3 separate regions of the Homo sapiens genome follow, and all the other regions are linked to region 2. Evidence: chromatin contacts called from ENCODE Hi-C or POLR2A ChIA-PET data. All regions are on one chromosome and are shown on one strand. Each heading gives the region's core, a stretch centred on a gene start or an enhancer-like site at or near the end of the contact. The rest is flanking DNA. Distances are from core to core; before and after follow the strand shown. Region 1 has its middle 100 kb from the start of LINC01741. Region 2 overlaps CRYZL2P-SEC16B (CRYZL2P-SEC16B readthrough). Region 3 holds the start of RASAL2-AS1 (RASAL2 antisense RNA 1).

Region 1 (3,173 bases), core at 509-3,008, 140 kb before region 2:
AGCTTTAGCCTGCCAATCCTAGCACCACGTACCTGGTTCTAGGCACAGTTAAGTCAAGACCTTCATTCTCTACATAGGGTGCACCTTTGGTCCCAGAACCTTTGCCCAGAGCAAGTGTCCTTCTTGTTTCAAAAATGACCTCAAACTTGCACCCTTTCATGAATCCTTGAAGTCATGATGGAAAGACAAATTCAAGGATTCTTTAAAAAATTCATGAAAAATGTGCATTATGAAAAAACTATGCATGGATTTTTTTAAATTGGACCAAAATAAATTCATACTAACTTGTTATAACATGTCTGAACAGAATCTAGTTTGAGGCATTAAGAAGGAGAAGACATCAGTTTGAAAAGATCCCCTATTAGAACAACATAAATTCTGCAAAAATTGAAGAGAGAACAAACATCAAATTGATGGTGAAGCTTGGGTGAAGGAATGGTGAAATCACTGATGCTTTGCGAAGCTTATGGGGACAATGCCCCAAAGAAATCAGCAGTTTACAAATGGATAGTGCATTTTAAGAAGGGACAAGACAATGTTGAAGATGAAGCTCACAATGGCAGAGCATTCATATCAATTTGTGAGACAAAACTAATCTTGTTTGTGTCCTAACTGAAGAGGACCAACAATTCACAGCGGCCAACACCATAACCATCTCAGTACAACTTACACAATTCTAACTGAAAAATTGAATGTGAGTAACTTTCCACTCGATAAGTGCCAAAACAATTATGCTCTGATCAGCTGCAGACATGAGCGAAGCTTTCAATGGAAATTTTAAGCAAGTGGGATCGGGATTCTGAAGCTTTTATTCAAAGCAATGTAACAGGAGACAAACTGTGGCTTTTCCAGTCCAATCCTGAAGACTAAGCACAATCAAAGCAACGGCTACCAACAGGTGGAGGTCCAGTCAAAGCAAAAGTGAACCAGTCAAGAGCAAAGGTTAAGGCAACACTGTTTTGGGACACAAAGGCCAAAGAATGATAACATCTGCTTATTATGAGAGTGTTTTGAGAAAGTTAGCCAAAGATTTATCAGAAAAACACCCAGGAAAGCTTCACCAGCAAGTCCTTCTCTACTACAACAATGCACCTGCTCATTTCTTTCATCAAACAAGGGCAATTTTGTGAGAGTTTCTATGGGAAATCACTAGGCATCCACCTTCCAGTCCTGATTTGGCTTATCCTGGCTTCTTTTTGTTTCCTATTCTTAAAAAAACATCTTTGAAGGGCACCCATTTTTCTTCCATTAGTAATGTAAAAAAGACTGCATTGACATAAATTCCCAGGACCCTTAGTTCCTTAGGGGTGGACTAAATGGCTATTATTATTGCTTTAAAAAGTGTCATGAACTGATGGAGCTTATGTTGAGAAACTGTTTATATTTTTTATCTTTTAATTCCACTTTTCCATGAGCCTTTTGAGGTCTTTTCATGCCTCTTCCTGCCTCAGCCTGTGCCACACACACTTGCTCCTTGTGTGTGCCACTCAAAGAGAAACCAGAAGTATAATCCAGGATGTGGTACAAATTAAGAGTCTCCCTCTGACCAAATCCAGTAACCTTAAAGCTGCAGTCTGTAATATGACCCCTGTCCAAGCCTTCAGGCAGGTGCAGCAAGAGAGAATCTCAGCCAGAAGATGGGTGAATGAAGCCCTCCCCTGGCATTTCATGGGAATTCCTGGCAGGTTAGGATATAGCCCCTACATGTCAGGTCTCATGCTGCCTCCCAGCATTGAAGATTGTCCACTCCTTGCTCATAGGTGTCAGATCCCCACTGATGAGCAATGAGCAGGGCCCTGACCTGCCCTGCTTGCTCTCCCTTGCTGCAGCCTCATCCTACTAACTCTCCTCTCATTGCAACTATCACATTACAGATGACCACATGGTTTTACTTGCCACATCCTGCCCACAGAATGCCACTCACGGGCAATATTTCACAGCTGTTTCTTTGATGACCTTGTCTGTGGTCTTGATCTAAGTGCCACCACATGCCCCAGAATGACAGAAGATATAACATAACCCAAGACAAGGGGAAATCAGAAATGCTGGCTTGTCCCTACCACCACCCCAGACCCAGGCTAAGTCATTTGAGAAAACTGATTTTCATTTTTTTAATTCCTAGGCAAATAGATTCTTGCTTTCTTTAGTCATCAAGTTTGGCCTTTGCTAAAAGAAAAAAAAAGTTCTTCTTTGTGTCTAACCTGAACTCTCAGCTGAAGCTTCACATCATTTCTCCCAGCATCATTCTTAGAAGCTGTGCACATTCCTCATCTTTATTAAGATTTAATGATCTAATTCACATTTAGTCAATATGAATTAAAGGTCATTCTCTGACAAAAACACAGAGAACCAGGTATTAAAAGGCTCTCTACGTCCAGGGCCAGTCACTGGCCCACTTCTCTGGTCTCAAACTCTAATCAGAGAAGATCTGGGCTCTTGCAAAAGCCAGAGTTGATTCCTCTCCCTTTCCTCTCCTATGCTCCCTGAGTGGTAACTCAGAGCTATCCATTTTTAAATGGCTTTCTTCATTCTCAGTAGTTCCACTTTGGGCATTTTGCTATTTTTATATTATTTATATGGGTGTGATCCTTTTGTGATGATTATCTGTGATTAATCCTCGCAGCTATGGGAAAATCAGTATAACGGCTTGTACCACATCTAACAAGAGTTGATGTCTGTGTAGCTTTTTGTGTTACGCAGCTTTGCAAGTTCACTTTAATTGACAAGAGAAAAAGAGAATATGCAATTAAAAAGGTGTTTATTATTTATTTTTTAATTTATAATTTATAGGAATTATGTACATAGTAGACAGATAATAAGGCATGCTTTCAGTGTGATTTAATGAAGCCAGGTGGCACATCAGCAGGGCCCTAGTGCCCTCCAGCAAAGGGCTTCATGTCCTCTTCTTCCCTGGTCTCAGCTGCCATCAGACTGAAGTCACCCTCCGCCCAGTCAAAGGCAAGAGAAATGAGGACATTATGCTAGTCCTAGGAATACGGTCACAGCATGGATTTCAAACTACTGTTTAAAACAGAACTGTGTCTAAATCATCGCACCACATTTCTGACAATATGAAACAGGGAGATGCCAGTTCTCCCACTGACAGGTGCCATCACCCCAGACACTGGCAGTCAGACAAGCACAGCACAGCCCTCGAATTTAAAGGGTTAAAG
Region 2 (3,459 bases), core at 395-2,894:
ACAGGAGAATTGCTTGAACCCAGGAGGCGGAGGTTCCAGTGAGCCGAGATCATGCCACTGCCCTCTAGCCTGGGCAACAGAGTGAGACTCTGTCTCAAAAAAAAAAAGAAGCAAAATTAGACCCTAGTGCAAAGGGCGTCAAGCTAATGGAGAGTACTGAGAAAAACAAGTAAGCGCTCGTGAAAGCATGAGTGGCAGGGCAGGATCAAGTGTGAGGGCTTTGGTATCAGACAGACCCAAGTTCAAATAAAAGCTCCATGCGAGGTGTGAAACATTGGGCTAGTTACCTCATCTCTCTGTGCCTCGGTTTCCTCTCTACAACATGGGAATACTACTACTACCTACTCCCTTGGTTGTTATGGAGATTAAATGAGATAATTCAGGTAAAGTACTGAGAACAAACCGCATGCAAGAGATGAGGGCCGATAGCATGTTACCCTTCCGGGCCTCCGTTTTCTCTTTCGTAAAAGGAAGTTAATCATGCCTACCTCACAGGATTCGAAACAATACACAAGAAGAGTAATGCCACAATGCCAGGCACGCAGAAGCTAATCTCATTACTATCAGCCCCAAGCAGCACCAAAATAACTGACAGGTGGGATGAATAAAGAAAGGAAAGAAAAAGAGACCAAAGAGCCGGTCGAGGAACTGCAAAGAGGAGCTCATGGGGCAAGGTTTTGCTGGAAAAGGTGAGTCTTTGGCAAAGCCCTTAAAAAAGAGAAGATGCTATAGGACAAATGCCTAATGCATGCAGGGCTTAAAACCTAGATGACAGGTTGATAGGTGCAGCAAACCACCATGGCATATGTATACCTATGTAACAAACCTGCACATTCAGCACATGCATCCCAGAACTTAAAGAAAAAGAGAAGAAGCTAATTGGGCCATTTCTCTATGACACAGGATTTCACTTTCAAGGCTTTGTGTTGTGTGTGCATGTTGTTGTAATTGTTGTTGTTGCTGCTGCTGTGTGTACCCTCGACACCAAGCACTGAAGGAGAAACAAGGAATCGCTGGAAAATGTCTCTACCTAAAGAAGATAACTAAGGTAGGAAGATAAGATACCTGTGCATAAAAGTCAAGAAAACACAAGGCAGCGTGAGCTCAGTGTCAGTGGGGGGCCCTGGATTCGGCTGTGGGAGCCACACTGTGCCTGCCATGACGTCAACGCCGAAAGCAGTTGCTGTGTGCCAGGCGCTGTTCTCGAGCATTAAGGAAACTAACTCGATTTCATGCCAGCTCCATTACAAGGCACCACTCTCATCCCATTTTACAGCTGAGACCACTGAAGGCTGCCATCTCAGTCATACTCGTAGGTGTGGCCCAGGTAGTCTGCATGGAGGAAGGGATGGTGCTGGACGTCAGAGCTCACAGAGGATTTAGACGGAGGAGGACACGATGTCAGCACTGGTCTTTACGAATGTAAGGTGACAACAGCATCATGTAGAAACGTTGAGAAGAGGGCGGAAACCACAGTATGGACACCACCCACACAGCTGATGCTCTGAGTGGGACGAAGAAGGGTGAGGGCGGAGGTAGAGGACAGAGGATTTCAAAAGAGGCCGGAGAAGGAGTGCGGAGCAGAGGGAGGGTGAGCAGACACTGGGCTGGGCCTGCGCTCCCACTCCCTCCCACAGGACAGCTGCGGAGGCTCAGAAGAAAGGGAGAGCTGTCTGGAGAGATGGGGAGAAGGAGCTGACAGCAGGAGTGAGGCACAGGCCGGGGCGGCAGGCAGGACGTTCAAACATCAGCAGTGAGGCAGGAGCCTCCAGCAGAGAGGCCTCTGCAAGGTTTTGCCTTCATATTATAAAATACAGACCTTTAGGGGACATAAAAAGAAATCCTACACCCTCCCACGCTTAAGCTAATGAGGAAAAGTTCAGTAGATAACTTAGCCCCAGGTACTAAGTGCCAAAAAGCAAAGCTGCAAATACAGCTGCCTGCAGCTGCCTGACAGTGACGGTGGTGGCCTCATCTGGGCTCAGTTACCTGGAAAGAAGGGATGAAGGATTTGGGGCGGCCCAGCATCTGACAGTACTCGAAGATTTCCGTCCTCTGGATTGCCTCAGTTGTTGCAAATTTCAAAAACTCTTGACTAAAACCAGAGAATAACAATAAAAGAGATTGAGGTGTGGGGGACGCAGGAGTTAAATCCTAGTGGCTCTCCAAACACCAGCTGCAGCCTTTCATGGGGGAGTTTCCATCCTGGGCTGATGCCTGCGGCGGCTTCAAGAGAAGAAGGAGACTCTGGGCTCCCAGAGTGAGTGTTTCACTTCCTCTCCCTCTCCCTCCTTGAGGCTGAGGAAGGAACAAAACAGAACTCTGCACCAGAGGCACTGGGAGGCGGAGGCTGCAGAAAAGGGGGGTCACCTGCCTTCTTGCTGAAGGGTAACTCAAGGCAGGCTACCTCGAAGGACACTGGGCCCTACTCTTAGACACACAGAGAGCTGGCCCCCATGCCCATAAAGCCTGTCATGTACCTGTGAAGGGCACCCCTAGTTTGAGCAAACTCGCACAAAAGAGGGGAGCCATGTAACACTCCGGGAGCACTGAGACCAAAAGGCATGGCAGAGCAGGTGAGGACTGCTGAGCCAGAAATCAAACACGGGTCCATACATTGGATGTTCATTCCACCAGTGAGGATGGGGACTGAGTGAATGTGATCTGGTTGGGGCAGGTGGTGGGCACAAGAGTCTCATGTGACCCAAAATTTCTCCCATCAACAACTTGCTATGGTGTTTAAAAACCACAATCACCAGGTTATTCCTGGGGGTAGGACTTTATTTCCAAGAATTTCCTCATTCAACATAAACCAACGTAAACATAGGAGGGGAGACATATTAGCCCATACACACTTATTGTACATTTGGCACAGAAGGGATTCTTTGACAAGCTAGCCATGTGCTATCAGAGACCAGGAACCTGGAAGGAACAGGCAATGAGCTGGGTACACTGCCTCAGTGGTAGGCAGTGTGGTGCAACAGTTAAAAGGGCTTTGCAGGCTGACTGCCTGGATTCCGAATCCAACTCACCCACACCCTCACTGTACCATCTGAGACAAGTTATTTCATCTCCCTGTGCCTTGGTTTTCCTCCTCCATAAGTGACGATTAAAATCTTTGCTTCACTTCACTTCTTCATAGGGTAAATGTGTAATAATTAAAGGAAATAGTGCAAAGAAAATGCCTGGCACAACGTAAGAGCTTAGTGACTCTTAACACGTATGGGGAGGGGGATAGAGAGATACAGAACAGGGAGGGCCTCTAGGGAGCAAATCGTTCTGTCCATGCATTCATTCACTGAGAGCTGATTGAGGGCCTCCTGCAGGAAAAGCCTAATGCTATGGCCAACAGAGAATGTCACCAGTGGGACTCTAAGTAGCTTGTGCACCAAGTCATTGTAGGGATGCTAGGGCCCCAAAGAGGGACTAAACATAAACTTCTTCCATTTTCCAGTTTTG
Region 3 (3,332 bases), core at 614-3,113, 150 kb after region 2:
TGGAAATGTTTCGCATACCACTTGTAATGCTGTTTTTAAGATAATTGCTTGGGTAAATAAATTCCTTATACATTGACTAGTAAAGAGATACTCAACTTTGTACATTTGATGCCATATTCACTTGCTGTCTAACTTATGTTACCATGGCATTAATTTAGTATAAATAAAAATGCTCTAGGTCTACTCAGTGCTGAGCCTTGAAATCTCAGCACTCAACATCTCTTATCCACTAAAGCACACACTGTTGTTTACACGTGGAAGACTGACTATGCAGCCAGTCTAGTAAGCAAGCAAGCAAGCAAGCAAGCAGGGTCCTAGATATTAAAAATGACCATTCCTGTAAACCATCAAGCCACAAATCAACAAGCTTAATCACAAAAGTTTCTTGAGGGAACAAAGTTGAAGTAATATCCATTGAGTCATTGTGGAACTATCTGTACTTGTGGTTGATTAGCCAGGTAAGCTGGTTTTTCCTCAGTTTCCTCACCTGTTAAACAAGAGGCAGAATGATGTTCTCTCTAAAACACTTCTTGCTTTGAAATACTATTACTCTAAATAAGACTTTGGAGAAACTCACAAAATACATCCTTGTTAACTCTCAATAAGCCCAAACAATATTCCAGGACCCCACAAAACCAGAAAACTAACAGGACCCCTTGTAGACCAGTCTCTTTGTGCAACGTAGGGAGAAAGGGCGGGGGGGACTAAAGAACCTCCCAAAAGGTATTAAAAATAGCAACATGTAATTATGAAAAATCTTGTTCCACATTAGGTAGCCACATTCAAGAAAAACTGTTGGAGATCTACTATGTCCAAGGCACGGTTTAAGTTATTACTGTTCAATTTTGAAATTATTATTGTTAACTTGTCAGTAATTTCTTAAACCTAAACTGGTGAAACTCTCCTTGGGTGGACATAAAAGTAAAGCCATGGCCAAGGAGGGAGACAGTCTACAAATAAACCAAAAATAAAATACAAGTGACATCATTAAAGGAAAAAAGCCAACACACTGCACAAAGATCAAAGACAAAACAGAGAAACATGTTTGGTTAATACTGGGCTTTGAGTATTTCATGTGCCTGAGAGGCCCGTCCGTCCATCCACACCACACTTCTTCACCATGCTGTTGCAAACCAATGACAAGTTCAGCTTCAGCGCGGACAGGGCGCAGGGCGCAGACCCTGTGCATATCCCAGAATCCCGGACCCACTGCCACTCCACTCTGGGAAGGAAGAAGGCGCTCCCCCTTGGGTGACTGTAAGATAAAGCAGCTTCTTCGATCTCTTTGTCCAATAAGAAAGAAACGTTGGCCCATAAAGAAAGAAAGAAACAAATAAATAGGAAAGGTGTGAGAAGGAAGGGAAGCTCCTTTCTTTTCTGTTTAAATTTCCCGCACCCTTTTACCTCCCCGCCTTCTCAAACGGTCTTTACTTTGAGCAGCAGAGACCCGGACCGCTCAATACCCGGCTATCCCTGGGAGGGTACTTGGAAAGTAGGCGGGACAGGCCGGATGAATAATTCGGTGTCCGACTTTTCCTGCCTGCGGCGCAGTCCCTCCCCGGCTTCGTTACTCGAGTGCACACGCGGCCGGGCTCTCGGCCCTCGATTGCTTCAGCCTATCACCCTGGGATGCCGCCTGCCGCTGCCGCCGCCGCCGCCGCCGCCACCGCCACCGCCACCGCCACCGCCACCGCCGTGGCTGCCGGGTTTGTGGGATCCGCCGCGGAGCAGGAGCCAGAGCTGTGGCCGGAGCTGTGGCCTGAGAGTCAGGGGGCGGGCAGGCTCATTCCAGAAGTGGGGGCCGAGGACAGGCGGGCTAGAACCCGGGGCCACCGCCCCCTACCCCTCCTCAGGCTGAGGGAACGGGCACTCGGAGCTTCTGAGGCGGCGGCGGCGGGAGCCGGTCAGAGGGGGCGGCCCCTGGCGGCGACGCCCCCAAGCCCAGCCCTGCCCGGCCCCGCTCCATCCCCAGCCAGAGCCTGGTCTGACCGCGAGAGACGCCGGCGGGGCTGAAGAAGGCGGCTCCGAGGAGGTGGGAGGGCGAGCCTCCCCTCCCGGGTTCTTCTGCGTCCTCTCCCGGGAGGGACCCACACACACCTGAGCCCGGACCCACCCTTGGTCGGGGCCACGCTGGATCCTCCTCCCGGCCTGGGTCCCGCCCGCCGACTGCAGGTGGGCTGCATCGCCCGAGCCTCGGGCAGTGGGCGACGGGGAAGGAGGTGAGAGGTGTCCGCGCCGGCTGCCGCTCGGGTCCCTGCCCTCGCTGCGCGCTCTCCTCCTCCCCTTACCGCAGGCAGGGCGCGGAGCCGCGCGCCAGCCCGCCCCGAAGCCGCCGCCTCGTCCCCCTCCCGCCTCGGGGCACCATGGAGCTCTCTCCGTCGTCCGGAGGAGCCGCGGAGGCGCTGTCCTGGCCGGAGATGTTCCCGGCGCTGGAGTCCGACTCGCCGCTGCCCCCGGAGGACCTGGACGCGGTTGTCCCAGTCAGTGGAGCCGTCGCCGGTGGCATGTTGGATCGGATCCTTCTGGAGTCCGTGTGCCAGCAACAGAGCTGGGTCCGGGTGTACGGTAAGGACCACAGGCCGTCTTAGAGGCTGGTGTTTCCTATTTTTGCTTGGGCTGAAATTCATTCCCTAAGTCACAGGCTCATTCCCAGTCCTCATCCGTGCTAGGTCAGTTTCCCACATCCCTTTTTGTTCTGGGGGTGCATTTCTGACAAGTTTCTTCAGACTATCACTTGGGCAGGGATGTCACTCAGTATGGTCTTTGGACCTCTTCAGACACCTGCAGTAAGTTTAATGCGGGAGTTGGGCTATCCAAGACGTAATTCTTAGGCGATTACTTCAAGGGAACAGCCAGGCAATCAATCTTCAAGAAGGTATGATGGAAAAACTCCATGAAACCAAGTGAATGGATTTTCGTCTCTTTTTATTGTTGAATGAGGCAAGACTGGAAACCAAGATATTATGAAAAAGCAGAGGATAAGCTAATGAATGAAAAAAATGCAAACTATGTATTTGGTGGGAGCAAGACTAATCTATAACCTCTGCCTGAACCTCACTCTCTCTAAAAGCAACCACTTATTCCAACGGGTGTGGATTGTTTCAGATTACACTATTGTTTCTGAATCTCGTTGTAAAGTGACTGGGTTGCCACTCAGCAGGTTAAAAGTGATGAACACACTAAAACTTTCCCTTTCTGCATTCCTGGTAACCACCTCTTTAATTAAAACTGAATGATGAGATTCTATTAGGGTGAGCCTTGTGGCAGCACTAAAACCATGCTGGTTTTGAAAACTCATAGCTTAAGGATTTATAGCCTGGCATTCAGGACTG

Evidence for each region. Hi-C counts contacts between places; a loop is a spot of excess contacts on that map. ChIA-PET counts read pairs that join two places held with the same protein, here RNA polymerase II (POLR2A). Pooled maps may share reads with other maps.
Region 1: a map of mammary epithelial cell shows a loop between it and region 2 (5-fold over the local background). The contact joins two enhancer-like sites. A Hi-C loop is called at or near these places in 13 of 168 maps with a recorded cell type or tissue (A673, Caco-2, Calu3 and 10 more), 18 of 37 single-sample maps with no recorded cell type and 15 of 50 pooled maps. POLR2A ChIA-PET finds 5 or more read pairs at or near these places in 2 of 52 experiments (BJ and OCI-LY7).
Region 3: a map of endothelial cell of umbilical vein shows a loop between it and region 2 (2.3-fold over the local background). The contact joins the promoter of RASAL2-AS1 here to the enhancer-like site in region 2. A Hi-C loop is called at or near these places in 6 of 168 maps with a recorded cell type or tissue (Caco-2, IMR-90, MCF 10A and 3 more) and 7 of 50 pooled maps. POLR2A ChIA-PET finds 5 or more read pairs at or near these places in 2 of 52 experiments (Caco-2 and common myeloid progenitor, CD34-positive).

What each region holds. Positions count from the first base shown.
Region 1 is chr1:177,799,038-177,802,210 of GRCh38, forward strand. No RefSeq gene overlaps it. Among named protein-coding and RNA genes, the nearest start is that of LINC01741, 100 kb to the left of the region's middle. Within about 2 kb of position 1,759, at least 2 of the 41 ENCODE cell types and tissues checked have a DNase peak (open chromatin) inside an H3K27ac peak, as active enhancers do.
Region 2 is chr1:177,942,572-177,946,030 of GRCh38, forward strand. CRYZL2P-SEC16B (CRYZL2P-SEC16B readthrough) reads right to left here. Exons shown (of 32, transcript NM_001356506.2): 21 at 1,990-2,095. SEC16B (SEC16 homolog B, endoplasmic reticulum export factor) reads right to left here. Exons shown (of 26, transcript NM_033127.4): 15 at 1,990-2,095. Among named protein-coding and RNA genes, the nearest start is that of SEC16B, 26 kb to the right of the region's middle. Within about 2 kb of position 1,645, at least 4 of the 41 ENCODE cell types and tissues checked have a DNase peak (open chromatin) inside an H3K27ac peak, as active enhancers do.
Region 3 is chr1:178,092,130-178,095,461 of GRCh38, forward strand. RASAL2-AS1 (RASAL2 antisense RNA 1) reads right to left here and starts at 1,864. Exons shown (of 2, transcript NR_027982.1): 1 at 1,432-1,864; 2 at 1-1,283. It overlaps RASAL2 (RAS protein activator like 2), which reads left to right and starts at 1,975. Exons shown (of 18, transcript NM_170692.4): 1 at 1,975-2,565. The coding sequence starts at 2,364. RefSeq lists an enhancer at 1,451-1,952 and silencers at 1,574-1,623, 1,674-1,973, 2,044-2,203, 2,354-2,413.